3 separate regions of the Homo sapiens genome follow, and regions 1 and 2 are each linked to region 3. Evidence: chromatin loops called from intact Hi-C (ENCODE). Cell type or tissue: Caco-2. All regions are shown on one strand.

Evidence for each region. Hi-C counts contacts between places; a loop is a spot of excess contacts. Peaks named below come from ENCODE experiments on the same cell type or tissue, not always from the same donor. Only the 100,000 strongest peaks of a DNase experiment are listed, where the experiment ranks them.
Region 1: a loop joins it to region 3, with 16 times the contacts of the local background. A loop is called at or near these places in 64 of 110 quality-filtered maps.
Region 2: a loop joins it to region 3, with 2.8 times the contacts of the local background. A loop is called at or near these places in 4 of 110 quality-filtered maps.

What each region holds. Positions count from the first base shown.
Region 1 is chr10:43,101,180-43,109,179 of GRCh38, reverse strand. It overlaps RET (ret proto-oncogene), which reads right to left. Exons shown (of 20, transcript NM_020975.6): 3 at 6,551-6,838; 4 at 3,987-4,228; 5 at 2,609-2,804; 6 at 1-149. Among named protein-coding and RNA genes, the nearest start is that of RET, 28 kb to the right of the region's middle. RefSeq lists silencers at 1-118, 3,429-3,658 and enhancers at 3,069-3,168, 3,658-4,409, 7,256-7,755. In Caco-2, a CTCF peak has its summit at 3,512 (motif pointing right); a DNase peak (open chromatin) is centred at 3,599; H3K4me3 peaks cover 1,129 bases; H3K27me3 peaks cover 267 bases.
Region 2 is chr10:42,860,420-42,868,419 of GRCh38, reverse strand. No RefSeq gene overlaps it. Among named protein-coding and RNA genes, the nearest start is that of LINC02623, 7.1 kb to the left of the region's middle. RefSeq lists a silencer at 1,472-1,541 and enhancers at 1,320-1,953, 1,954-2,587. In Caco-2, CTCF peaks have their summits at 1,597 (motif pointing left) and 3,619; DNase peaks (open chromatin) are centred at 1,549 and 3,656; H3K4me3 peaks cover 304 bases.
Region 3 is chr10:42,749,960-42,757,959 of GRCh38, reverse strand. LOC283028 (a long non-coding RNA gene) reads left to right here and starts at 2,757. Exons shown (of 1, transcript NR_136644.1): 1 at 2,757-6,776. LOC105378269 (a long non-coding RNA gene) reads right to left here and starts at 2,818. Exons shown (of 2, transcript NR_134498.1): 1 at 2,535-2,818. RefSeq lists a silencer at 1,905-2,199. In Caco-2, CTCF peaks have their summits at 3,504 and 4,618; DNase peaks (open chromatin) are centred at 3,499, 4,272 and 4,649; H3K4me3 peaks cover 2,184 bases.

The sequences.
Region 1 (8,000 bases), 350 kb before region 3:
CAGGTGCAGGCTGACCGGCAGCACCGACACGTTGAAGTGGAGCAAGAGGACGCCCGCTCCTGGGCCCTGGAAGTCTGAGTCATTGACCAGCACCGCCAGCTGCATGGTGCGGTTCTCCGAGATGGAGAGGTTCCGGTTGAGAACCAGCCCTGCAGGTAGGGGCACAACAATGACCACCAAGCTGCTCTGGCTGCTTCCTCATGTGTAGCACACCTCTTCCCAGACACAGCCCTGCACTCACACTGGTGCAAACACGCACTTTCACACATACAGTGCCATGCAACAGGCCTGGGGCTGGTCCTAAGTTAGCACCAATGTTCAAACGTTGGGATTTACTGAACTGAAAGTCCAAGGAACCCTTCTCAATTTGAGGCAGCCTGTGTGTGTGTGCATGTGTACGCATTGTATGGGGTGTCTGTGTGTATGATATGCTTGCATGGTATGCGTGTGTGTGGTATGTGTAAGTGTGTAGTATGCATTTGTGTGGTGTCTGTGCATAGGGTATTGGTGCCTGTGTGTATGGGGTGTTTGTGTATAGAGTTGTAAACTGAAACTAAAATCTTGAGTCCCCGGACCAACTGAATAGATCCCCTCTTGGCCAAGGGACACCAGAAAAACCTTAAAAACAGAATTCTGGGCCATGACAGGAAGGCAGGGTGGACTTGCCTTATTAGGCCCTCTTCCTGCTGGAGTTTGGACACAACTGACCGGCATTAACATTAAAACAGAGATCATAAGACTGACAGATCGGACTCTTTGTGGCAGTAAGATACCAAATTATAAACAGGACCTAAGGCCATGCCAGGCAAGGGTTAAGAAACACCCTACAAACCATAACATTGGTTTTCTTTTTTGAGACAGAGTCTTGCTCTGTTGCATCTCATTGCAGCCTTGACCTCCCAGGCTCCAGCCATCCTCCCACCTCAGCCTCCCAGGTTCCTGGAATCCAGGCATGTGCCACCACGCCTGGCTAATTTTTTGTATTTTTTTTTTTTTTGTAGAGACAGGGTTTCACCATGTTGCCTAGGCTGGTCTCGAACTCCTGGACTCAAACAATCCACCCGCCTCGGTCTCCCTAAAGTGCTGGGATTACAGGCGTGAGCCACTATGCCTGGTCCATAAAATCTTGTTAAAAACCTTTTTTTTTTAAGTTACCCAGGTATAACGTGGTTTACTTTCCCTCCTGACCCTGTATAGCATCAGGCGACACATAGCAGGCCTCCTTAACATTCCTTTGTACTGACCTGAAGTCTTTAGGCAAAGCTTAACTCTTTCAACCAACTGTAAATTAAAGAATCTCTGCATCTACCTCTAACCTGTAAGCCCCTGTTTTAAGATACCCTGCATTTTGGGGCCAAACCAATGTATACCTTCTGTGTGTTGATTTATGTCCTTGCTTGTAACTCCTGTCTCCCTAAAATGTATAAAAGCAAACTGTAACTCCACCACCTTGGACCTGGGGACCACTTACTCAAGGCTTCTTGGGTTTGTGTTTTCTCCAGGCTGTGGTCACTCATCCTGGCTCAGAATAAACCTCTTTAAAATGTTTTACAGAGTTTCGTTTTTTGGGTAACAGGGTGTGTGTGTGTGTGTGTGTGTGTGTGTGTGTGTGTGTGTGTGAGGCATGGGGGGTTAAAGGTCTACATTACCAAGGCCCTGGGAAGGACACACTAGAGCCCTCCAGACAGCTCCCCCAGAGCATGGCAGAACTACCCTCCACTGCAGGAACCTCCAGCAGACCCAATGACCCCGCAGGCCAAGCCCTGGAAGTCATGCCATCGGTGTACCTGCCGCGTGCTGCCACTGTGGATCTCATGTGGTGGAAACAATGATGGGAGGGGCACTCTGGCACACAGGGTGTTCAGTGCCAGGGCAAGGAGGCTGTCTCCCCTCTGACAAGTGGGGCCTCCATAGGCTTGGTGAGGTGGGGAGGACTGAGGAATGAACAGGACCAGGCCAGGCAGAAAGGGGTGAAGGACTCATGGCCTGGGGTTCCACCAGACACAGACCCCAAATGCAGGTGGTTTATTTGGAAGGCGATCCCAGGAGAAATCTGCAGGAGGTGGCGGAGGGAGGCAGGAAGCAAGGCCGCTGCTGAAAGGTGCCCTGCAAGCAGGTGAGCATGGTGGCATGTCAGCAGTCAGGCAGGATAATGGGCTCAGAAGCCCTGACCTGGCTCGGGGCTGCTTCTGTACACCAGCCTGTTTAGCAGAGAGCTGCTGAGGCTGGAGCAATAATCCGTAAGCACTTGGGACGCCTTAGGGGCAACGATGGAGTGCCAGGGGCTGGAGGAAAGCCTCAGGTGACATGTGTGTTTGCAGTCGGTGGTGAGCCCTGGTGAGGTCAGCAGGGGGGTGTGGTGGGGCCCTGCCAGGGTCGGCCATGGATCAGCTCAGGGAGAGAGGTCCCATGGTGAAAGCCCTGCTGGTGGCTGGAGGGCAGGCCTGGCAGAGACACAGGAAGTGCTGGGCAGAGGGTGGAGGGGAAGTGGCTTGGGCCACAGAGGGCCATGCCAGGTGTGCATGTGTGTAGGGTGCTGCTTGCCCATGAAGAGCGAGCACCTCATTTCCTGGGGGCCTAGCCAGGCCGTGCCACCAGCCCCTCTTACTATAGTCATGTACGGTCGCCCGCACGAAGCTGCCGTTGGCCTGGACCGAGGTCTCGTTGGGCCAGTGTTCCACCCGGAAGGTCTGCTGGGCCCAGGTGTCCCCGGGGAGCAGCGTGCTTGTGTACCGCCTCACCAGCTCCCCTGATGCAGGTACCACGTCTGCATCGAAGACACGCAGCGTGGCCACCACGGTGTCCTGCAGGATGCAGAGGGCGTTGGTCAGTGCAGGCGAGATGGGCCCCTCAGACCCCCCAAAACCAGAGACCTTAGAATGCTGCACGTCCCACACAGCCCATAGGTGGACCAGATGTGTGTTGTCAGAGCCAGGTCTGGGGACAGTCTGACCTGGGTTCAAGTTCCCACGGGGTCACTGGCCAGCCTGGCCGTCACCTTCCCTGAGCCACTGAGCCTCGCCTGTGTAACAGGTACAATGCAGACCTCTTATAAGGAGAATTACAGCCGATGCCCAGGCACCCTGCTGGCAGGTCCCATCCAGGTCCCCAGAGAGCAGGATGAGCACCTCCACTCTCCCCTGAGGAAGCTGGGCCCCACAGGGTGAAGGTCAGGTCAAGGTCACACAGGAACAGCCGGCAGAGCCGAGCTCCGAGGCCAGGTGTACATCAGAGCGCTCTGTTCCAAGCATCCTCCTACCCCAGGCTGGAGGGGGTTGTGAGGAAAGCCGCTGGGCACCTGGATGGCTCTGCCCACCAGGCCTCTGCTGTCACCCCAGGGAGGCCCACATAGCCTTTACTCACAAATTGTGCTTTCGACCAGACCCCCTTTCCCTGCCAAACCTGCACGTGGTGTGCCCAGAGAAGCGGAACAAGGCAACGTACTACCTACCTCAGTCCCCACGCCCACTCTCCCACGGCCCCTGCTGGGTGGGCCGGCTGCAGGAAGGCCGAGGCCCAGCAGGTGGCGGTCGCGCTCCACCAGCGCGAGCCGGAGAAGGGCGGGGCGGGCGGCGCCGGAGGTGATCCGCCTTCCCGTCCTTCTCCAATCCCCGGCTCTGCTCGTGGTCACTCAAGGGCCCTCCCGTTGGGGGCTAACTGCTGGTGGGAGGGAGTGCCCTCCCGGCAGATGCTCCCCGCCCGGGCAGCGCGCCGCGCCCGCCTGCAGCGGCACAAGTATGCCCCAGACGCGAGCCCTCGGGCCTCGTCCTGGTCCTTGCCTCCCGAGGCAAGGCCCAGCTGGGTGCTGGCAGGACTCCCCCTTCCCCTCCCCCTAGGACAGACGGCGCAGACGGAGGCGAAGGACAAATGAAAGCGCGAATGGTCGGCCACACGGTTGGGTGGCTACACGGACACTAAACCGACCGAGAAACGAACTGTGGCCGGAGACAGACACTGGGTAGACCACAGCACGCGCGGACAAGCACCTCCTTCCGCTTGAACTCCACCACGGCGCTGGCGGTGTCGACGCCCGCGGGGAAGGTGGGCGCCGAGTCGTCCTCGTCGTACACGGTCACCGGGAAGGGCACCATCACCACCTCCTCGCGCGCGCCGGCGTGCACGGTGCACACGGCCACCAGCTCGTACTTCTCCCGCTGCTCGCGGTCCAGGGCCCAGCGCGTGCTCACCTCCAGGCTGTCCGGGGCGCAGCGGAAGGGCAGACCCTCACCTGCGCACCAAGCAGACAGGGGCCCCGCGTGATCACCAGCCGGGACCGGGCCAGCCGCTTTCCTCGGGAAGGGGGCTCTGCGGTCAGAGCGGGGCGCACACCGCCGCGGCCCCAGGCCTCCCCTCCTCCGCTCCACAGGGGAGGGCAGCGCTCGGAGCACGAGTTTGCAGTTTGCAGCGATGACTGTGCTTACGAGTTTGCAGTTTGCAGCGATGACTGTGCTTACGTCCTGCTGCAGCTGCGTCCTCACTCGTGCTGGTTGGGAAGAGCCAGGACCAGGCACCCTGATCAACCAGTAGGGACTGGGACACCCCTCCGCCCACCTGGCCTTGATCAGGAGTGGCCTTGTGTGGGGAAGGGTGGCTTTGCCTCAGCCCAAGCTGCACTGCAGCCCTAGAGAGCCAGCTACTGGCCTTGGCTGCTTTTTTTTTGTTTTTGATGGAGTCTCGCTGTGTTGCCCAGGCTGGAGTGCAGTGGCGCGATCTTGGCTCACTGCAACCTCCAACTCCCGGGTTCAGGCGATTCTCCTGCCTCAGCCTCCCGAGTAGCTGGGACTACAGGCGCCCGCCACCATGCCCGGCTAATTTTTGTATTTTTAGTAGGGACGGCCTTTCACCATATTGGTGACCTTGGCTGCTTTTTAAAAACTGTTAGGTTTTTTTTTTTTTCAATTATGGAAGCAATATGTGTTCATTTTAGAGAACGTGAGAAAGCCACGATTCTACCACTTGAAAACAAACACAGTGGACATCTGGGGTATGATGTGACATTAACGCATAATGATTTCCGACCGCCTAGTGTGCATCCCCACTCTACACCTCCTTGTCCAGTGCGTCGCCAGGCTGGTCATCCTCTGAAGGCCGGATGTCGAGACAAAAGCGAATGCTCCGTGCCCTGCATGGCAGCTCGCGCTAGACTACATCGCCCCTGAAGCAGGGCCAGGAACCACAACACAGTCTTCAACGAGCCTGACCTCGGATTTGTCCTCCAGAAATAATCCAGAAAAGGGGGCATGCTGAAGGCGGAAGGTCACCGCTGAAGACCCCACAACCCACCCCAAGGAGGCGGGGGCAACTCCACAAGCCTCCCAGGCAGAACCATGCCTTGCGCATGAATTACGTATGTGGGAAATGCTTATCATATAATGCTTTCCTCTGTTGAGTGTGATTACAAAAAACCCCCCACTAAACTAAATTTAATCACATAATTTTTAGTGAAAAAGGGCAGCATGCAAAAAACCAAGTGCTCCATCAACCCTGCCCCAGAGAATGAAAGGAATCTGGGGAAGCATAAGTGATGGCTTGTCTTCCTTTACTGAGATTTTAATATTCTTGCCATGTTTGTGTGATAAAGTTAGTGTGAATTTAGGACACACTTGCCAGCGGTGCAGCCTCTGTGACCTGGTTGAGCCCCACTTCCTGACTTTCTGATGGTCAAATGGGGCCTCCCTGCACCTAGTCAGCTGCCTTCTCCCCTCTCCACTGGGATCCAGCTCATCCCACCCTCTGACTGGCTGCAGCTGCCTGCTTCTCGCCATGCCTCGGCTTCCACCCGTATCCCGGCATCACACCCCACATCCTCCTGTTCAGAGGTTTCTCCTGTAGCCTTCTGATTGTCTCCCAGCTTCGCCCCTGAACCTTCCCACCCCAAACCATTCCTAACACAGTAGTCTGACTAATCCTTTTAAAACTAAGTCAGGTCCTGCCAGCACTCCCTCCCTCCAAAGTCTTCCATAGCTCCCCATGTTCCTCCGGAGAAAGCCCTGCAAGCCACTCCCAGACCTGCCCCCTGCCCCAGGAACTATTCTGCCCCATCAGCCTCAGCTCTTCCCTGTCGCTCAGTGCACTCCAGGCACACGAGGGTCACACTGTGGTGCCCTCCAAGGGGCTAGGCCTGCCTACCCGGCACCCTCCCACCTTTGCTCTGCTAGCCCCCACCCTGACCACCCAATTTACGATAGAGGAATGGAGGTCTCCTCGTCTGTTCCCCTCCTCTTCAGCGTTTCCCTCTTCCCAGTTTCCTCCCCAGCTAGCTCCTTCCAGAAGCCACCTGATTTCCTTGGCATGCTCAGACGCTCTGTCTGCCCCACAAGAATGAAAGCTGCAGGCAGGCAAGATTCCAACCCGTTGTGTTCATTGTTATATCCTTAGCTCCTAGAACAGTACCTGGCCCCTGGCAGGCATGCAAGAGGTACTTCTGGAATATTGAATGAACTGATGGCATGAAGGTGAAGAATAAACCAGATGGCTTGTGTCAAGGGCTCGCAGAGCAAGACCAGCAGTAGCAGGCACTGTGGGGCGGCCCCACAAGGTCGGCACTCACCCTCCAGGAGCCTGTAGGCCACGCTGATGTTGGGGCACAAGAACTGCACAGGCAGCAGGCGGAACTGGTGGAAGGTGCCTGGGGGTCGGTTCTCCCGAATGCGGAAGGAGGGCCTTGTCTCTGGGAAGCAGAGCTCCCGGGGCTTGAGGGAGCTGCAGGCTGGAAAGGAGGTGTTGAAGAAGGAGAAGTATACGCGGGCACAGCCTGGCCACTGGCACTCGCCCTCACGAAGGGATGTGGGTGACAGGAAGACCTTGAGGTAGACGGTGAGCAGGGGAAAGCCGCGGTCTGCAGAGAGAAGTCAGGTCTGTGGGGGCATCGGCCACATCTGCCAGGCAGTCGGGAATGGGGAGGAGGCAGGAGCTCCAGGGCTGGTGTAAACCCTGGTCCCCACCAAGGTCCACAAGGCTCAGACTGGTGTTCCAGCTCTGCCTGCCACCTCCTTACCTCTGCTGCACAGCCCTGCTGCCCAGCACCAATGCCCCACAGGCCTAGCTCTCATCATTCAGTTCTTGGCTTAGAGGCCCCTTCCTCAGGGAGGTGTGTTGAGCACTGGGTCTAAGGCTCCCCAACTCTGATGGTGGCAACTTCTCCAGTAAGGGGTGACCAGCACCCCCCCTGCCACACCCTCCTCAGGAGGTTTGGAGTGGCCGCAGACATACTTCCCCAATGCCTAGAGGGGGCATTTCCGGCAAGTTCCATCACCGAAGCGCCATAGCCATTTCAGCTGGGCTGCGAGGGCTTTCCCAGCCTCCATCTCAGCCCTAGGTGGGCGGCTGCTCCTCAGAGCTGCTCTTCCCATATTCTCTGGCATTCTCTTTGCTTTTTGCTAGCCTGTCCCTCATTGCTCCAATCCCCTGTTGTAATTAATTCTTTACACAAACTCTCCCTGTTAAATTACCCTGTGGTTTCTTCCTCCACAGGAACTGGCTGTGCATGAAGCCTCTCCCCACCTTGGAGGGCTTAGGCCTCCTACGAAATGCAGGCCCAGGGCAAATTCCACACTGGCCCCCACCCAGGGACTCCCATTCCTCAAGCTCCACCCTGGAGGCTCAGGATGAAGAGGGCAGCAACTAAGTGCGTAGAACCACGACCAACCTCAGATGCTGCCTCCTCCAGGAACTGCCTGGGCTGCGCCGGAGGGAGTTGCCCACCCAAGTCTCCTCCCTCCCCTGCACCCTGGCTGTCCCTGGCAGATAGGCCTGGGTAGGGCAGGGATGCCTGCTCTGCATTCATAGCCTGAGGCTTGCCTCTCACCAGCAGACAGGGCTCAGGGTGGTTGTGAGGGCTGTGCAAGCTGTGGCCCTGGAGGGGTGCTAGGGATGGGAGCTACCAGGTGCAGCATCACCGTTTCCTGTCACAGGGGCTCTGCTTCCCCCCCACCCCTCCCATTACCAATGTCACATGTGGCCGTGACTCTGGCTCTGACTGCTCCTCTTTCCTCCCTGGA
Region 2 (8,000 bases), 110 kb before region 3:
CCTTGGGCCCTGGTCTCGGGGCCGGCTTTTCTCCCTTCCCCAGACCTGCTGTGGCTCCATCCCCTCTCTCCTGCATCCTGGGATTGCCCCCAATTAACTACCTGCTTACAAGCCTTTTCTTTATTTTCTTTTTGCCTTTTCTTCTTTACATGTAAAGCATGAGTCCATCTGGAGCTTATTTTAAAGCATAGAATGAGGACTGACATTGACCTGTTTTTTTAAATGAAATAACTAGTTGTCCCAACCCTGCTTGTTGGATAATACTGCGGTTTCAGGAGTACCCCCACTGTCATACACCCGTGGGTCCATACCCCTGGGCTCTCCATCTGGGCACTCCCCTACCTGTGGCACCTCCTTCCTGAGGGCCGGCCTCACCCAGGGCCCAGCTGCCCTCTCCGTGGCCTGTGTCTTCCTTTCCTGATGCCTCAGATTCCCCCCATTCTCTGGCACTCTCTCCATCCTCCTGACCTCACTCTGCACCTCCCATGAGGTGCAGGACTGCCCTGCTCCAGCCCCCAGCTTCCTCAATCCCGAAGCCTTGTGCCACTGAAGCAGGAGCCCCAGAGTGCACCTGGATGGCAGCTTCTCTCCTGGCCAACAAACACCTGGTGCTGGCTGCCCTCCCAGCATCTCCCCTCAACAACTCAGCTCCACCCCAGGGCCTTAACACACACATGCACAGCACACACACGTACAAACATATGCACACACAGACATGCACACAAATGTACATACGGACTTACACAGCCACATACAGATGTGCACACACTCGTGCATACACAGATGTGTTCATGCAAACACACACGCGTATGCTCACGGGCGCGTACACATGTGTATGTTATGCTAAGAAATCCATTTTGTGTAGAAGACACTCAGGCTCAAATATGTGTCCAAAGTCACACAGCTATGGAGCGGCAGAACTCAGGTCTCTAGTGCACACAGCCCCGACTTAACCGCAGTTCCACTTAACAGTTTTCAACTTTATAGTGATGCAAAAGCCATCCACAGTCAGCAGAAACCCTCGTTTGAGTCCCACACGGCAACTCGGTTTTTCACTTTCAGTACAGTAGTCAATGATTACATGAGGTATCCGACACTTGACTACAAAACAGGCTTCGTGTTGATGCTTCTGCCCACCGCAGGCTCAGGGCAGTGTTCTCAGCAGGCCAAGGTAGGCCCCCACGCTGTGCTATTCGGTAGTCAGGTGGACTCAGTCATTTTCCACTCTCAGCGGCCTTATCGGGCCGCAGCCAGGGGTAAGTTGAGCAGTGTCTGTACTTTTAGCTCCACCCTGGGTATTTTAAGCGGCAGATTTACAAAACAAAAACAAAAACAAAAACAAAAACAGGGTTCCAAACAGTAGGGACATAAAAGGAGAGAATGCACGTTGCGGTCAGCCCATGCCTGGGAGCATAAGCACTTCAGGGGCATCAGCAGGCGTGACTGGCGATTGTTCCTGCTTTTCCTGGCAGCAGCGGCCTGGGCCTGAGACTGACCGCCCTGGCCACAGCCCTAGGCGAGGCTGCTGGGAGCCGGGAGCCGCCGCGCTCCGCGGTAGCGAGTCTGCGGTGCCACCTCGTGGCTACTGCGTGGAACTCCTCGTGGTGCGGGCCGGGAAGGCCGGGTCCCCACAAAGCCGGAGCCCGAGCACAGCGGTGCGCGCTCGCCTCAGGGGATCCCGCAGCACCCGGATACGGGGGCTGGTCCCCCAAAACCCTCAGGGGTGAGAGGAAGGAGGTCCCCAGCCTGCTGAGAGCTGTCCTCTGAGCACGCACTCGCGCACACTCACACGTGCGTGTGTGCATCCTCGGGTACCCTGACGCGTTCACACGCACGCACACGCGTGTGCACAAGCACCGTCTTTCACAAGCGTATGACGCGTTCACACAAGAGTGTGACGCGTTCACACGCACGCACACTCCCTCTCCCTCGAGCCTGGAAGGCGCACTGGGCTCATGGTGGAAACCTCTACCGCGGCAGAGGCACCGCGCCAGGGCCAGGATGCGCGCTTTTATTTCAGACGCGAAAACCGAGGCCCGAAAGAGACAGCCGGTGTCCAAACCTGTCCAACGACTCTGCTGATCGCGCCTCCTGTGTGCGGCCGGGGCGGGTGTGAGGGCAGCGGGCCCACCCTACGCCTGACCCGCCCCGGGGCCTCGAGCCACTTCCTCAGGAGCTCCTGGCAGCTGCAGCGACGGCGCGCCCAGTGCCTGAGGGTCCTGTGGAGCCAGGCTTCCCGGCACACAGGCGCGGTGGAGCCTCGGGGCGGGCATACACCCCGCGAGCTCGCGGCGGCCGGGCACTGCGGGTCCTCGGGTGGGGACTCTGGAGTTCAGTCTTGAAGGACAAGGTCACTGAGGATCAGGGAACCAGGAGGGCAGGGAGGGTGGGGAGGGGTGCCTAGGCCTAGTGGGAGAAGCATGTGAAAGTTCCCTAAGAGGGCTGCGGGTGAACAAGCGCTTGGCCTGGCCTCTCCCGGTAGACTGCTGTGGCGCCCCGGAGCCTCCCTTCTCCAAGGCCCCATGGACGCCCCCTGAAGGGTGACGCCCTCGCCCACGCTGAGCTCTGAGTGCTGCACGAGAACTCCCAGAGCCGTGTGCACACGCGCTCGCCGTGTTACATGCAGGACTGAGGCACCAGGAGGCCCAGGAACTGGCTCAAGCTCGTAGAACTTCATGGCAGGATCTGAAACAGGCAGATCAGCTCCAAAATCCAAGCTCTTTTCAAATTTTTTAATTGTGGTGAAAATATACCTAACATAAAATGCACAGTTGTACCATCTTTTAGTGTGGGTTAACTGGCATTAAGTGCACTCACATTTTCGCATATCCCCTACCACCGTCCATCTCCAGAACCTTTTCATCTTCCCAAAAGGAAACCATACCCATTGAACACCACTGAGCATTGAACCCATTGAACACCAGCTCCCTCCTTTTGTTACCATTGCTCTTTCTGTCTCTGAATTTGCCCATTCTGGGCCCCTCATGTAAGTGAAATCGCAATGTATCTGTCCTTTTGTGGTTGGCTTATTCCATCTAGCACAATGTCCTCAAGGCTCATGCGTGTTGGCATGCCTCTCAGAATTTCCCTCCTGGCCGGGTGATATTATAGGCTCATGCCTATTATCCCAGCTGTTAGGGAGGCAGAGGTGGGAAGATAGCTTGAACCCAGGAGTTCGAGACCTGCCTGGGCAATATAGCGAGACCCCATTCTCCACAAAAAGAAAGAAAAAAAAAGAATCTCCTTCCTGCTAAAGGTTCAGTAACAGTCTACTGTATGCATAACCACATTTCGCTTGTCCATCCACTCACCCATAGACCCTCAGAATGCTTCTACCTTTTGACTCTTGTGAATCATGCTGCTTTGAACATGGGTGTGCAAATATCTGTGAGAGTCCCTGCTCTCAAAAAAATCCACATTCTTGGCACAATGAAGAATCACCTCTCACAGACACCAGGGAAAAGCAGGTCTGTCTGAGAGCAGAGGGTGAGGAGTGGAAAGCCGGGCTGTGGACCACAGTGGGCGGAGGAAAGCCCACCCGCGTGTTCCCATGTGTGGGAGGAGAGAGGAGAGATGCCCTCTAGTGAAGGAACTCTTGTAGCAGCCAGCTCCATTCCTGCTTGGCCTGCAGAGGGCCAACTCAGGAGCCCAGACCAGGAAGAAGTCAAACGACTGACAAGATCCATCAGGAAGCAGAAGTGCGCCCGTGTCTCATCTGCAACAACAAACAGTTAGGACCAGCCACCCACCCCCCAACCCAGGGGGAAGTGCATCCACCACACAACTACCACCACTGAGCTCATGACACTCTCAGAGACAGGCACGGGAGCTCCTGGCAAGGCACAACCAGGGCAAGTGACAGTTTGCCAGTCCTGGGCAAGCAGACACCTGTCCTCTATCCAGTCCCCCATCCCACCAGCCTGCACAAGCAGAGAAACATCCTGCATAAATTAAAAGATTATCCAGATCATCAAAAGATCTGAGCAAACAAAACAAGTGAGACAAAAAACAAAACAAAACAAACAAAAACCAAAACAATAACAACAGAAGAACACTCATTTTTACAGAGAGATTTGAGCCCATCCCAACAGAGTACAATGCTCTTTCCAAGCTCATGGACAGCGTTTGGGAAAATTAGCTGTGCTAAAGGAGCAGGAAGCTTCAGCCCCTTTCCCAGAATTGCTGTTATACAAATCACATTCTCTCACCAGGGAGCAACAAAATTAGAAACATGCAGTAACAAAGACCATGTTAAAAGTGCATTTTGGGGCCAGGCATGGTGGCTCATGCCTGTAATCCCAGCACTTTGAGAGGCTGAAGCAGGTGGATCACCCAAGGTCAGGAGATCAAGACCAGCCTGGGCAACATGACGAAACCCTGTCTCTACTAAAAATACAAAAAATTAGCCAGGCATAGTGGCAAGAGCCTGTAAACCCAGCTACTAGGGAGGCTGAGGCAACAAAATCACCTAAACTTAGGAGGCAGAGGTTGCAGCGAGCTGAGATTGTGCTATTGCACTCCATCCTGAGCGACAGAGTGAGACTCTGTCTCAAAAAAAAGAAAAAGTGTGTTTTGGAAACAAAGTTAGTTTTCACAATGAAAATTATAAAATGCCTGGAACTCAATAGCAATAGGGTATTACATATTAAAATTATGAAACTCAACAAAATTGACATTTAGGGAGAGATTTATATCCTTAGATTAATTTGTCAGAAACAGGATAAAAGGAGAAAGCGCATGATAATTTGAATAAAAGAGAAAATAAAAACTAAAATGAAAAACTTTTCAGAAACAAACTACAATAAGTGTGTGACTTATCAAAATCTTTGGATATGTCCAAAGCAGTTCCCAGGGGAAATGTTATAGCTGCAAGTGTTTGTTAATATGCTTCAACAAAAGACATATAAAATTATATAAACTAAGTAAACATACAAGAAGCTTTTTTAAGGGAAACAAGAAATAAATATATTTAATTTTAAAACAGCCATAATAAAAGTAGACTTGATAAATAAAACCCAAAACCACTTCTTTGAAAAGACGGTTAAAAAAACCTCTGGGAAGTCAAGCAAAAGAGAAAGGAAAGGCACAAATTTTAAAACGTTAGATTTAGAAAAATGGCATAATAACCAATGTGGAGAAGCTGCTTCAAATCAAGGAGACGGGAGGCCAGCTTCATTCCAGTAGGTTCTGTTTCACCTGGATGAAATGGAAGATTTTCTTGGAATGTATAAATTGGCTTAGCAGGAGGCAGAAAACCTGAACAAACAGAACAAAGAGAAATGGTAAGCAGAAGTGCTCGAGGGGCTCCATCAGCCTCCAGGGATGGGCTGCTGTGTTAGGGAGGGCCAGAGCACAGGGGAAGTGGAGCGTAATTCTTTCTACAAGATTAGCAAGCTGAACTTGAATCTCACATACGCACACACATCACAGTGACATGGAAAGAACCCACAGGACACTTATGAGAGGTAAAAATAGAAAGTTTCTGCACAAAACAATCGTGTGTGTTTAAAAGATACCACATGGCAGAAAATAGTGATCTATGTATGCCAGCGTCTAGGAAGAAACCTGAAAGGCGCAGGCCAGACTGGTGGCTGGGATGGCTAGGGAGGAGATGAGGGGGTGGGAGCAGCTAAGGACGACACACACTCTTTTAACTCTGTTCCCGTGTTGCCGGGACATTTACAAACTGAAGATATATATTTTTAATTAATTAATTTTTTTAAAAATTTACTTTAAGTTCTGGGATACATGTGCAGAACATGTAGGTTTATTACATAGGTATACATGTGCTGCACCTATCAACTTGTCATCTAGGTTTTAAGCCCTGCATGCATTAGGTATTTGTCCTGATGCTCTCCTTTCCCTTGCACCCAGCCCCCGGATAGACTCTGATGTGTGATGTTCCCCTCCCTGTGTCTATGTGTTCTCATTGTTCAACTCCCACTTATGAGTGAGAACATGCGGTACAAACTGAAGATATTTATACATTACTTTAAAGTAATTAAGTTAAACTAAACTAAATGTAAGCCAACTACATGTAAATAAATAAAACCAATAATTAATAACAAGATAAAAGTAATTAATACTTTAATCATTACTAATTTATTTCTCAGCTAAAAATTAAAAATTTAGAAAATGTGGAAATATGTTTCATAATAGGAGGATATTATAAATGAAAGGGCATTTCTGTAGTCAAAGGGGTAGGAAAGACTCACCCAAACAAGACACAACCTCAAAACCAAAAGGAAAACTACCAGGTTTGATTATACGAGTATTGAAAACCTCTGAATACAGAAAGGCCTCATGGACACGTCAAAAGGTAAGCATCATACCAGGGAAAAGTCTTTTATAACATTTATAAGCAGCCACGGGATTTAAATGGAGAATATATAAAGAGCTTTTACAAAATCAATATGTGAAAGGCAACCAACCCAACAGAAAAATGGGCAGAGGATTGGCACAAATTGCAGGAGACAGGAGAATGGCCAATAAACACTTGAAGAGATGCTAAAACCCTCCTGCTGTCTAATAAAAATGCAAATGTAAACAATAATGAAAAGCGCCTTGTGCTCACCAGACTGGCAAGATGAAAAGCCCTGAGCCCCTTCACCACCAGTGGAGTCAGGAGATGGGCACTTCCTGCCCTGTGGGAGGACATGGGATCTGGTACAACCGTTTAGGAACACGAAGTGACTTGCAAATGTGGAGGGGAAATGTACCTACTCCCTGACTGATGATTCCAATCCTGCTTCAAATAATCTACTCCAGAAAAGTGGTCACCAGCGTGTGCTGGGATGTGCCCCACTGAAACAGTGAAGGGTTTAACACTTATCACCATTATAAAGATTAGCAAATGGAGGCTGGGAAAGATTAAATGCCTGGTCCAAGTCACAGGACTGGCAAATACATTCATCCCTAGGATTCTGTAGGGGATTGGTTCCAGGACCCCTGAAGATATGAAAATCCACCGAAGCTCAAGTCCTTGTGCATGACATAGTATCTGTATGTAACCTGCGCACATCCTCCTGTAGAGCTGAAACCATCTCTAAGTTACCTGTAATACCTCGTATACTGTAAATGCTATGGAAACAGGTGTTATACTGTTAGGGACTAACAGGAAGGAAAAAAGTCTGTACATGTTCAGTACAGACAGAACCATCCACTTCTTTTTCTGAATATTTTCAACTGATGGTTGGTTGAATCCATGAATTGGAACCCATAGGTAGGGAGGGCCCACTATAGTAGAAACACATTTTGAGTTTAAGCAGTGGAACTCCCTTTCTTTCAACCTCTACACTGCACAAAAGCCATCGCCACTGGGCATGGGGGAAAAGTGAAAACAACCAAAATAGACTCCTTAAATAAATGATGGTCTAAGCACTCCATGTAATTTTTGCAGCTATTAAAACTGATAACCCAGTGACATGCAGTGGTCTCTGAAGCATATTTTTATCAGAGGACATTAAAGGAAAAAGAATTAAGTTTATCTGAAAGAATAAACACAAAAGAACAGGCAGAGAAAAACCCAAAATGAAGAGAAATTTGCCCTGCAAATGTTAAAATGCCAGATACACCAAATCATGCAAACACAACATCAAAACACAGCTTGGTGGAGATGGAGGGACAGATGGGGAGGGAGAGAGTGTGGAAAGGCTGGAAAACAGTCCCAAACGGACACACGTCTCCATGTGATACTTTTTTTTTTTTTAGGCAGGTTTTTGCTCTGTTGCCCAGGCTGGAGTGCAGTGGCGTGATCTCCGCTCACTGCAACATACCACCTCCCAGGTTCAAGCGATTCTCCTGCCTCAGCCTCCCGAGTAGCTGGGACTACAGGCATGTGCCACCATGCCAGGCTAATTTTTGTATTTTTAGTAGACACGGGGTTTCCCCATGTTGGTCAGGCTGGTCTCTAACTCCTAGCCTCAAGTGATCCGCCCGCCTCCGCCTTCCAAAGTGCTGGGATTACAGGCGCCTGCCACCACGCCCAGCTAAGTTTTGTA
Region 3 (8,000 bases):
TTCTTGGAAAAGCCCAGGCCAGGATATAGGCATTACCTATGTAAGGCCAAGGGGAGTCCCACTGCCGGCCAGAAGGGCTCAACATCAATATATCTGAAATTCAAGCCATACAGGGGGAAGAGATATTGGCTCAGTGTCAAGGGTTTCTGTGTCCACGCTAGGCTTGCCTGAGCTGGGAGGCCCAGGACATCTGGGCTTTGTGATGCCTTCTGACACTAGGAGTTGGAGTTTGCCACCAACTGCTATTGGGAAAGCTTGACTTGGTGATACAGGCGTAATGCTGATGATGCCACACAAATGCCCAAGGGCCTATAGTGTGCCTGACACTGTCCTGGGCAATGGGTATAGAGGATCAATAATCATTCTCTTCCTGAGAAAGGAAGCTCTCCTGGGCTGGTTAACCAGGCATCTGGCCACAAGCCTGGTCTAGTGTTGATGGGCTCCAGCAAGTGAGTCATCCCAACTAATTCCCCCTCTTCCAGGTTATCACAACAAGCCCAGCTCCAGAAGTGAAAGAGCTGGCTGCAGATGGGGGTGAGGCCAGATGAAAATGCTTTCGCTCCCCTCAACGGCTGCAGAGGGGGCTCTTGCAAAGGGGGTCATTGAACTGCAGTTTCTTCTGTCTCCAATCCAGAAAGAGCCTGATGGATTGATAAAGGTGTCCTGGGAAAGATTTTCAGTTCAAAGAGACAATCCCCTCCAGGAACTCCAGAAGAATTTTGTCTGGCGTTTAAAGAGTAAGAAGCTGCTGGGTGTGGCAGCTCACACCTGTAATTGTTGTGCTTTGGGAGCTACAGGCAGGAGGATCACTTGAGGCTAGGAGTTAGAGAACAGCCTGGGCAATACAGTGAGACGCTCCCCACTACAAAAAAAGCAAGAATACCCCTCTCTTTACCCCTACTTGAGAGACGTGACTAGAAGGCAGAAAGCTGGCTGTTGACGGGGGAGTCTCTCTCTTCAGGCAGAGGTAGGGCTGCTTCCTGGGACAGAGGCATAGATGGTATTTCTGGCTCTGCAGTTCCTGATGAAGACATACTGGGGCACCCAGGCTAACCTTTGGCAAAACTAGGAGCGGAACTCAGGAGTCCCTGATGCCAGCCTCGCTGATGCGATCCCCCCTCCCCTCCCCCATGTGTCTTGCTCCCTAGCTCCCTCCCCACCAGCTTCCAGGCCAGGACCCCCAGCTGGCTGGTGGAGGATGTCTTCCTCCTCAGCAGCTAGGATTTTTAAGTATTTATAGGAACATGGAACAGATCAGTGGCTGACAGGCCCAAGGAGCGTGCAGGCCCCTTCCCAGAGGTCAGCAGCTTCACTCCCCCTTCCTGCACCCCATCCTGATTTGACGGAACCCAGGATGACAAAGAGGGAGTAGGTGAGCAAGGTATGGGGTGGCAGCCTCCATAGGAGCTCAAAGGATGTATTTGTCCATCTGCCCTGGGCTCAGCTTCCACACTCCGAGTCACTCACATCCCTCCACCCTAGCCGGAGCTCACCTGTGTGCCCACATGACCAAGACCACACTGACCCCAAATGTACAGTTTCAACTCTCAACAATTCACTGTCACACTCACGTGTGTACACACATGCTTTCTAAATTCCACAGCCACATGGATGCTCACAGGCTCACACCTTTGCACACACACAGGCTCACTCACAGACCTACGGGGGGCCCAGATCCCGGTCATTCCCCACAGGTCTTTATAAGGGTTCTGGGAGGGAAACTTGTTTCCTGTCTAAGGTAGGGTGGGAGTGTGTGTGTGGGGGGGGAACGAGAGTGAATGTGAGAGTGCATGTATGTTAGTGTGGGTGTGTATGTGTGTAAGGAGCAGGAGTGACTGGGTCCTGAGTTTAGGGAGTGGGGAAGAGAAAGGAGAGATGGAGACAAGCGTGGACCAAGAGACACTCAGAGCTGACATCCTGGAAGGGAAGCCAGGCTGAGATAAGAGCAAGGCAAAGAAATAGACACCGACAAGGATCAAGCCAGGGCGGGGTAGGGACTGGGGACAGATCCCGCCCCCATGAGAAGCTGTCACATTGTTGCTCAGGTGGCCTGTGACAGCAGCGCCATCTCCAGCTGGAGCCTCCCCTCTCTGGATCTTGTCATTGTAACTTTGCTTTGCTACTTGGGCAGCCAGGAGTGGTGACAGGCAGGGAATATGGTGCCCAGGGCAGTTAGCCATGCCACTCCAGTCCGGCTGCCAACCCACCTGTCACTGCCCATCTCAACACCTGTGGGGGTGGGGGTGGGTACAGATGAAACCGGCGATCAGCTTGGCTACCCTTGCCTCCTAGTGCCACAGTGGAGGCTAGGGGAGCAACCGGCCTTCCTCCCCAAAAGGTGGTCAGGGTTAACCGCACTTTGCCCAGGTCACTGAAGCCTGCAGCTGAGCTTGGGGAGAATGGGCCGTCTCTGCTCCCAGGCACCCAGGAACTACTGGAGAGAGACAGGAACCAGCCTATGAGACAGGGGCTTAAGGAGGAGGTTGGAGAAGACACGCGTTTGGCATAAACCGGGGGCCCCTCTCTGCGCTCACCGAGCCGGCGGCCTGGGCGGTGCTGAGCCTGCCCCTGGCGGCGTTCGCCTGGGACAGCGCCTGAGCGGTGGCCGATCCCACCTGGATGTCCCGGGTCGGCTCCCACCCCACGCCGTCCCCGGCCGCAGTGGGGAGATGCTCGCGCTGGTCCTTGCCATACTTGGCTGCTGCCGGGCTCGGGGTCCCGCGTCGTACACGCCCCATCAGCCCTGGCCACCGCTCCTGAGGGAACGCCCCGGGGAGCCCTTCCGGGCCCCGACGGCTGCGGGCCCCGGAGCCAAGAGAAGAAGCAGGTCCCAGGGCCGACTCCGCAGCAGCATCTCCAGCTTTGTCCGGGAAGCAGAGGCCGCCGCCGGCCACAGTCGTGGGTGAGAAGAAGGGCGCGAGGCGGCCGGGGCTCCTGCCGGGCACCCCAAGTACGCGCCGGGCTTCTCCATGACAGCTGCGGCCCGGGCTGCCTGGGGCCTGGGACTCCGGCGCGGTCCGGCCGCGAGAAAGGCAGGCGCTGCCCCAGTGGGGAAGGGGCAAGGCTGCGGCTCCGGCCACCGGGCGGGGGCACAGAAACGACCCCGGCGCCGTCTGAGCGCCCAGCTCCGTTCCTGCCGCGGCCAAAAGACACCCGAGAGCGCCGGCGGCTGGGGGACCACAGGGCCCTGGAACTCACCAGGCGGCCTCGCGGCGCAAAAGCGGGCGGAGCCAGAGAAGGGGCTCGGCTAGGCGGCCACGCTCCCTCCCCGGAGGGCGGCGGGACTCGGATTTCGCCTCTGGTTTAAAAATTGTGCCTGCGGAGCCCAGGACGCTGGGAGGAGCGTTCTGCGCTCCTCCGGTCGCGGTCTCCGCACTAAACCGACTTCCAGAGCCGCCTCTGCTCCCTGTAGTGGCGGAGGGGCGGGCACCGAAGTCCCACCAAGTCGCAGGTCCTCAGCCTGGGGCATGCTTGCTATGCTCCGGATGCAGGGGGGTACTCTGCCTCTCTGCTCCCTGGGGGCCAAGGCGTGCGCTGCAGGCTGGAGCTGCGGCTCCGAGGCTTCCAGGAGCCCCGGCCCCGCCGTCGGTGGAGAAACGCTGGGGGCTTCGAGGTCGCGGCTTCCGGAAATCCGGTTACTGAGCGGAGTTGGGGGTCAGGTTCCAAAGGGATAGCGCCCCGGGTTGTAATCACCATCTGGCCCGCCGCTCCTGCCGCCGCGAGTCTACAGCGGAGCTATTGGGTGGACCAAGCGGGTGAGGCGCGGGCAGGCAGCGGCTCCGCCTCGTAATCCTCCTCCGACCGGTGCCCAGGGGCTGGCCCCACCTTTCCCTCGGTCACCCACCAACGCCGCTCCCTCGATCCCCAGCACCCCTCCAGGCCCAGTTCGCTTCAGAGGCGCGAGACCCGGAAAACAAGGAAGAAGCGAGCTCAGCCTCAATCCCCGTCCCCACCCCACTTTCGGGGCCGCTGCGCTGGAGAATTGAAGGGGGCGGACCCCGGATTAAAGCCGCTCCCTTCCCAGCCTCGCTCCTCTTTCCTTCTGTCCGTGATGATTTCTTTATTGTCAGGCGAGAGCCAGGCTCCCCGCGCTCACGGGACCGGGCGGTTGGGAGCGGGTTCTGGAGCTCACGCCTGGCGTCGGCGGAGGTGACCCCAGCGCCCTCGCCCGTGCAGGGGAAACAGCTGGTTCCCGCCCGGATGGGGAAACCTGGACTGCGTGGGCTCGGGCGCCTGGCAGGCATGCGGGGCCTCTAAGGCTTGGCCACTGTCACGGGTCCTGTGGTTGTTGCTTCTCCCCTCGCCACGCCCTTCTCCTGGGACGGAGATTCATTCCCTGGCGGGTGTCGGGGACCTGGGCGCAGATTCATTCCCTGGTGGGTGTCGGGGACCTGGCGCTCTTGCAGGGACGCCCCCCGGAGTCTGATACGTGGACTTTAAGATCAGACGCTTCGGGGCCGGGCTGGGAAAAACTGGCGGAAAATATTACAACTCTACTCTCAATGCCAGGCTGTTGTAGAAGCTCCTGGGACAAGCCGTGAAGTCTCCGCAGGAGGCTTCAGAGATATACTAGGCGGCTGCTCAGTTCGCCAAGGACTTTTCCATTGACTCACAAGCGCCGCCTGGAGGAGGAGGCCGCGCTGGACGCGCCGGCGGCGCCTTTGCCTGGGGGAGCGCAGCCCGGAGCTGTGGCGTGGCCGCGCTGGGAGCGGCGTGTCAGAGGCTGGGCCTGGGGACCCGAGGTTGGGCGGGGCGCAGGAGGTGGGCTCAGGGCTCTCCAGAGCACTCCCCTGAGCTGACCCGCAGGACTGCCGGGCCAGTAGGCACGGGGCCCGCGCGGTGACCTGCGGCCTCGAGGCTGGAGCAGCCACTGCAAACGCCGCGCTGGCCCCAAACACTGCGTCCTTGAAATGTTTTAATTAAGAATAATTAATAGGGCCGGGAGTGGAGGCTCAAGCCTGAATCCCCAGCACCTGGCGAGGCCGAGGAGGGAGGATCCCTTGAGCCCAGAGGTTCAAGACTAGCCTGGGCAACACAGTCAGACTCCATCCCTACAAAACAAACAAACGAAAATAAAACAAACGAAACGAAATGAAATTAGCCCGGCGTGGTGGCGCGGGCCTGTGGTCCCAGCTCCTCGGGAGGCTGAAGCAGGAAGATGGCTTGCGACCGCACCACTGCGCTCCAGCCTGGGAGACAGAGCAAGACCCTGTCTCGAAAAATGTGTATGTCTGGGTAAATGTATAGATTTTAAAACTATTTTGAAGGCGGCCTTTTTAACTCTAAACTGACCACTCTGGAGGAGACGCCTGACCCAGAGCGCTTTCCCTAAAGTTCGGTGCCCAAAGTGCACCTTCCCATGGTTGGGGTCTCTGCCTTTCGCCAAGCCTTGCCTCTTGCAGAGGTGGGCTCCATAGTGTCTCCCGCTCCGCCCCAACTGGAGAACAGTGTAAATTGTCGGCCGGGCGCGGGACCTCATGCCTGTAATACCAGCACTTTGGGTGGCTGAGGCGGGCAGATCGCTTGAGGTCAGGAGGTCGACACCAACCTGCCTAAACATGGTGAAACCCCGTCTCTACTAAAACTACAAAAATTAGCCGGGCGTGGTGGCGGGCGCCTGTAATCCCAGCTACTCAGGAGTCTGAGGCAGCAGAATTGCTTGAATCCGGGAGGCGGAGGTTGTAGTGAGCCGAGATCGCGCCACCGCACTCCAGCCTGGGCAACAAGAGTGAGACCGCGTCTTAAAAAAAAAAAAAAAAAAAAAAGAATTGTCAACCAGAGGGAGCGGCAATTCAGAAGCACGCTGAAGCCAAGTCCTCAAGACTAGAAAGCATGAAGCAGGGGAGGCGTTTTGAAAGCTTAAGGACAAAAGACCATGGGCCTGGATGGCTGATTCCGGGATCGGCATCGTAATTTGTTGAGAAGGAGGCCGTGCTGTGCTGCCAGTTATTAATGGGTTTAATCGGTTGATACACAGCCCTACTGGCCTAACCAGTAGCCCAGGGCCCGAGAGGATTTGCAGGTCGTGTCAGAATTTGATTGAAGTTCCTTCCACTTGGCATAAGGAGACACCATCAGCCTGATTGAGAGGGTCATGGTGAGATGGAGCCCGCCAAGGTGGCAGCGCTGAGCTGACCACGCCACGGACCATAGAGTGGGAGCCTTTCCTGCCCCCTTAACCGCAGCTAACATCAAAAGCACTGGTATGGGCTGTCTAACTGGAACCTGAGTTGGTCTTTGTAATTACGATTCTTTTGGGTTTATTTTGCCAGTTCATTATCCACCCCCCTGAAATCAGGCCTCCCAAATTTAGCAGGTGCTGGGGAGGACCCCAGGGAGTGGCTTGTGGGGGCTAGCTGGTGAAACTACCCTTTCCTTTCTGTTCTATGAGTGTGATGGTGTTTGAGAAATATGGGGCTATGGTTCAGGCGCACTTCACATGTGCAAAGATGGAGAAAGCACTCACCTGCACATTTAGGCTCAGAATATTGATTGAAACATTTTGAAATATCAAAAATAAAATGTTATTTTTAAAGTTTCTCTGAGATTTCGCTTAAGTTTTGGTAGATATTCTTAAATTTTAGTGACCTCAGTTTGGGAATTCAGTAAGCCAAATATTGTATCCTTATTATTAGTTATATAGAACTATGCCTTAGACTTTGTTAGAAACTTCTGCTTCAGCTTGACTGACTCATTTTCCATTTCTGGTTGTACAAAATGAACTGACACTTTAATGCTGTGGCCACCTTTAAATAAAGTACAATGTGACAAAAAAATACAAATGTTTTCAGAGATAAATGCATTCTTTGACATCTGAGGTTACAGCAAATCTATTCTTCGCCTGCTTGCTTGTTCAGAGTTGTAATATTTGCTTTGGTGTAGAGCTGAAGACACAAATTGGTAACCAGTGGAATTATATGGCCTCAGACTTATTTATTCTCATCATTTGTTTCGCTCATATGCAAATTTATTCTGTACCAGGAAATGTCAATTTAATTATATTCTACAGTACACAGTGAATCATGTAAAGTTAGTCAAGTTGTAAATACGCTAGAACCATATAAGCTCACAAAAATATATCAGCGCATGATGGGTAAGTGACCTTCCCCTGAGAAAGCATATCTGTTTAACTTGCATGATCTCACCCTTTAGTGTTTACTTCTTTAGTCTACATTTGTTTCTCAGTTTTAAGTATAATCATGATATGAAGAGACAAGTGAAATCACCACAATTTTGTTTCCAAAATGTGAGACCATGCAAATACTGAAATGAGATTGAATATCCAAAATATCAAACCACAATTATGGCTTTGCTTTACTTTTTGCCTGTTTAAGTGACATGTGGCCTACAATAGTTGGTAGGTATTCCTACCACAACCTTGCTTAGAATAGTGGTTGGCTAAATATAAACTTTAGAGATGAAGGTGGTTCTATACCCAGATTTCAGAGTGACTGCTATGTCCACTTTACTTTCTTTAAAATACATATTTTTTTCATTTTCATTTTCATTTTCTTCTTGGTTGACTTACTTTGGCTTAGGGATTTTTTTTTTCCCTTATGATCTCAAGAAATTTTTCTCATTTAAAAAGACATAATCGTGCCAGGTGTGGTGGCTCACGCTTGTAATCCCAGCACTTTGGGAGGCTGAGGTGGGTGGATCACCTGAGGTCAGCAGTTTGAGACCAGCCCGGCCAAAATGATGAAACCTCGTGTCTACTAAAAATACAAAAAATAGCTGGGCGTGGTGGCAGGTGCCTGTAATCCCAGCTACTCAGGAGGCTGAGGCAGGAGAATCGCTTGAACCCAGGAGGCAGAGGTTGCAGTGAGCTGAGATCACGCCATTGGACTCCAGCTGGGTGACAAGAGCGAAACTCTGTCTCAAAAAAAAAAAATTGTAACTTTTCCCATATAAAAAAAAAAAACACAAGATCTGGAATACAGAGAGAAGCATAAAGCTTTGCAGGTCATAGATGTAATCTTCCAGGAAAAATTTCTTTCAGA